Regions from separate parts of the Homo sapiens genome. Here region 1 is linked to region 2. Evidence: read pairs that join two places in POLR2A ChIA-PET (ENCODE). Cell type or tissue: GM12878. All regions are shown on one strand.

Evidence for each region. ChIA-PET counts read pairs that join two places held together with the same protein. Peaks named below come from ENCODE experiments on the same cell type or tissue, not always from the same donor. Only the 100,000 strongest peaks of a DNase experiment are listed, where the experiment ranks them.
Region 1: POLR2A ChIA-PET joins it to region 2 with 5 read pairs; 8 of 35 experiments call an interaction of 5 or more read pairs at or near these places.

What each region holds. Positions count from the first base shown.
Region 1 is chr11:78,513,860-78,516,359 of GRCh38, forward strand. All of the region lies in intron 6 of NARS2 (asparaginyl-tRNA synthetase 2, mitochondrial), which reads right to left. Among named protein-coding and RNA genes, the nearest start is that of NARS2-AS1, 18 kb to the right of the region's middle. In GM12878, no CTCF peak of the experiment used is centred here; no DNase peak of the experiment used is centred here.
Region 2 is chr11:78,423,471-78,425,970 of GRCh38, forward strand. It overlaps LINC02728 (long intergenic non-protein coding RNA 2728), which reads right to left. Exons shown (of 4, transcript NR_120564.1): 3 at 1,867-1,935; 4 at 512-1,725. Among named protein-coding and RNA genes, the nearest start is that of LINC02728, 5.1 kb to the right of the region's middle. In GM12878, no CTCF peak of the experiment used is centred here; a DNase peak (open chromatin) is centred at 1,427; H3K4me3 peaks cover 611 bases; H3K27ac peaks cover 1,493 bases.

The sequences.
Region 1 (2,500 bases), 90 kb after region 2:
ATAGGGGTGGATCCCTCATGGTTTGATGCTGTGTTTTTGACGGTGGGTTCTCATGTGATGTGATCATTTAAAAGTATGTGACACACCCCCCTACACACACACTTGCTCCCATTCTCACCATGTGAGACGCATACTCCTTTGCCTTCTTCCATGATTAGAAGCTTCCTGAAGCCTCACGAGAAGCAGACACTACTATGCTTCCTGTACAGCCTACAAAACCGTTAGCCAATTCAACCTATTTTCCTACCAATTACCCAGTCTCAGGTATTTCTCTCTTTTTTGAGACAGGGTCTCACTCTGTCACCCAGGCTGGAGTTCAGTGGCACGATCTCTGTTCACTGCAGCCTCGACCTCCTGGACTCAATAAATCCTCGACCCTCAGCCTCCCGAGTAGCTGGGACTACAGGCGTATGCCACCTGTCTGGCTAAGTTTTGTATTTTTTGCAGAGATGGGGTTTTGCCATGTTGCCCAGGTTGGTCTCAAACTTCTGGGCTGAAAGTGATCTGACCACCTCAGCCTCCCAAAGTGTGGGATATCAGGCATGACCCAATGTGCCTGGTCAGGTATTTCTTTATAGCAGTGCAAAAATTGCCTAACACATCTCACTACAGTAACCTGCACTTGCTTTTAGAGAATATCAACAGGCACAGCATTTCAGGCACAATGTGTTCTATTTATATAATTGCTCAAAAGGCTCACTGGGAATTTTTTAAAACAACTCACATGAAACTTGCTTATTACAAAGGCACTCAATCCTTCATATACTTTTTCTGCTTAGCCAGACAGACCTCAGTGAATTAGGTAACAGAAGAGTGGAGTCCCATACACTTGAAATGGAGAAAAGGCAGGTTAGTATTCCCTTCACAAAGGAATTCAATACTAGAAACGGGTAGAGAATCCAGTATTTAGATTTCCAAAGGCGGCAAGCAGACACTGCAGAGTTAGCACATTAGACAGAGACACTAAATCATTATGCAAATAATGTATAACCTAACTAGCAATTAAAGAAAAGCAAATTAATACCATTCAAGCTAGTAAAAATGAAGTTAAAATGGTGAATTAAGCAGATATTTCTATTCACTTCTTCCTGAGACAACTTTAAAATAATAATAAAAAAACTAAAAGGAAGAATCATGAAGGGGGCCTTCAGTGGACAAGAGGTCGCGACAAATTACTGAAGGACAGAAAACAGATGGCTGAGTGATGACCAATATGGCAAAGCATGGAAGCTGTTATCTGGAATATGAAGTATGCTGCAGCAGAAAATTAGTGACTGACACACAGAACCTTGGTGAGACTGGGGGTAGGAGAAATGGGGATGCATTAAGAGTTTACATATGAACAGTAAATGCTCCCCCACCCACCCATCAGCATAGCTAGAAGCCAGATGTCCTCACCACTCAGGGAACAAAGGATCTTTCTCTAAAGCATTGGTTCTCAGCATCAGCATCACCTGGTGGCCTGTGACACAGGTTGGGAGGTCCCACTCCCAGGGGTTCTGATTCAGTAGTGTTTGCTAGGGGTTGGGGGTAGGAGAAAATGGGAAGTGACTGCTAACGGGTTTGGAGTTTCTTTTTGGAGTGATAAAAATGTTACAAAATTAGGTAATGTTGACGGTTATACAACTTTGTGATCATAGTAAAAACGACTGAATTGTTTACTTTTATTTCTTTTAAGAGACAGGGTCTGGTTCTGTTACTCTGGCTGGAGTGCAGTGGTGTGTTTATAGCTCACTGCAGCCTTGAATCCTGGGCTCAAGCAATCCTCCTGCCTCAGCCTCTAAAGTAGCTGGGACTACAGGGGTGCACCACCATGCCTGGCTGATTAAAAAAAAAAAAACAAAACAATTTAAGAGGGAGTCTTGCTATTGTCCAGTCTAGTCTCAAACTCTAGGCTCAAGCCGTCCTCTTGCCTCGGCCTCCCAAAGCCCTGAGATTACAGCCCTGAGCCACTGCACCTGGCCTGAACTGTGTACTTTTAATGGATGAATTTTATGGTATGTGAATTATATCTCAATAAAGTTGTTCTTTAAAAAAATCATTTACTCTTCTGTATATATCTCTTACAGAAACCCACCAGATAGACTTCAACAACTACAGAATCATGTCTCCTCTTTGTCTTCCCTGTACTAAACATATCCAGTATCTTCAACCATTTCTCTGGGCCATGAAAAGTTGGGCTATAAAGGAACAACTTCTTCATGTAAAGGTTTATAAAAGATTCTAAGTATTTGGAAGTTGATAAAGACACAGGGCAGAAAAGCTACAGTTTTCTATCTTTGGATAATGTGGCTAAATAGAATTTATTCAAGTATAATATATCAAACATGACATAAAAGTACAGAGACATCCCAGAGCCAAACACAAACAACATGTATTAGGATAACTAAAAAATTGTACACCATAAAATGCTCTACAATAATGGGGAGAAAGAGCTACATTAACTGGATTTCTGTTTGTCCAAGAATACAAAAGGAATAGAATCTACATCAAATATAAC
Region 2 (2,500 bases):
CCATGTCCCCTGAACTCAAAGTGGCTTTATTCAACAGATGACCAGAAACGTCATTTCCTTCTGCACCTGATAAATTGCATAGTAACTGTGCAGGCTTGCTAGTCTTTGTTTTGCTGGGAACCTAGAGGCCTCAGGATTTCACCTCATCTAACTATATAATTCTACCAGAATTACCCAAGATGATTGTCCGACAATATAGCCAATGATGTGCTGGCAAATATTTTAAAATTGGCTCCCTGGTGGTGTTGGTGGGTGCCTTGATTTACAGTATATGCCAACTGTTGTGGCATAAATACTCTGCCAGCCATGGCCAGTTTTAAGCTATCAAGTTAATGTCCTTGAATACAGAGTTAAGAGATACACAGTAATACACCATTATTTAGTATTTCCAACATAAAGACACAATAGACATAAATAACACCAAGAACACAATAGTAAAATGTAATTAGCCAAGTGATGAGTTTGGGGTAGTTACTACCTTTCTTTTTAATATAACTTATTTAATTATAAGTTTATATAACTTAATTTTTAATTAAGATATTCACGTATCACAAAAGTCACCATGTTAAAGTTTATAATTCATGGTTTCTAATATATTCATCAACTTTGACAACCACCACAGCTATCTAATTCCAGAACATTTTCATTACCCCAAAAGAAACACCATATCCATTAGCAACTCTCCATTCCCCCAATCCCATCAGCTGGCAACCGCTAACCTACTTTTCATCTCTATGGATTTGCCAATTCTAGACATTTCACATAACCATATTCATACAATATGTGACCTGTGTGTCTAACCTCTTTCGCTTTGTATAATGTTTTCAAGTTTCATCCATGTTGAAGCACTTGACAGTTCTTTATATACCGCATTTTATCCATTCATCAGCTGATGAACATTACAGTTGTTTCCACTTTTTGGCTATTATGAATAATGCTGTTGCGATCATTCCTGTACAAGTTTTTGTGTGGACATACGTTTTCAATCTACGTATTTATCTAGGAGTGAAAATGCTGAGTCATATGGTGACACTGTTTAACTTTTTAAGGAACTGCTGACCTTTTTTCCACAGTGGCTACACCATTTTACATTCCCATCAGCAATGTATGAGGGTTCCAATCTGTCCACATCTTTTCCAATGCTTATTTCCCTTTTTTTATTACAACTTAATTTTAACGATGTTCTACTTTAACAACCATCTTGCAAAATTCTTCACAATTGAACAGTCTACTCTCCTGGGTTGATACCACTGCACACAGCCACCAAAGAAAATCTCACCACCATCTCACTAGTCAGTTCCACTTCTTTTTGCTGGCAAGAGCAATACTCAACAGATTTGAATTTCCTTCCTCTTACATCCTTCCTATAGAAAACTGAAACAAAAGATCTCAGGTTCCCTTCTCTTTGGTAATTGAGATGACTTTTGACTGCTGGAGAATCACAAGGTTTTCAGCTCCCACCAGGCACCCCAGCAGAACAGGGTTTGTTTCCCTCCTACATTTGTGTTGAGAAACAAAACTAAACCCAAAATGTATCTTAGTGACACCCAGATGTATCTTCCGGAGGAGCTCTCAAGCAGTTGCTTCAACAGGGCAAACAGCTGTGGTCTGTTTCAACATAATTTGATGTAATCAGGGTTAATTCTGATGATGTAGTAACTCTGAAGACTGTTTTTTAACTGGATTATTGTTGGGTCAACAATCATGTGGCATTACATTTAGTGGCTGAAACAAAAGCCAGAATTAAAACAGCTTCCCCTCAGCCCCCACCCACCCCTTCTAAATGACAGCCTCACCGGGAATGTAAGTTATGAGGCACATTTAACACAATTAACCAAAAAAGGAAAGTAGGTGCAGTCAAATTACCTGCAAGCATCTCCAAGGTCCAGTGTCAATCTAGAGTAAGAGCTGGAAACTTTGTTGTTTTTTCTTTTCCTAGAATGGTTAGAAAATATGTTGGCAGCAATCAGTATAATTTAATATTTTCATAACATTCTAGGAAAAAGCCCCGAGATTTTCCTCTGAAACTTTCCTGAACCAGACAAATGATTTTAGCAGTTCACAGTTCCTCTGTATTTTCCATGCATGTTTTCAAAATGATTATTGTAAGTGAACACTAAATTCACGGTGTGGCATACCAGGGCTGAAAGAGTGTGGTATACAAAGCTCTGAACACATCTGGCACTGTTTCTGAAGAGCAAGGTCTTTATCTTATTTTCATAGATTTGGCCATCATTGTTTATGGTCAGTCCACTTGCAGGGTCTGGGCTGCTCTACATGCACACATACTTATTTAGTCTCTTCCAGTTTTTAGTTTTGGCTAGCCTGAAACACAGCTAACGCCCATGACAAGGGCCATTCTTAATACAGTTCTGGAAAGCAGAATCTTCAAAAATAGATGGTTTGGGAAGCTGCCAAATGTGTTGGTTCTTCAAAATCTTTTAAATCCAATTGTGTGGTTCCAAAAAAGGTCTGACGTGTCCAATCCCCTCTGTAAATA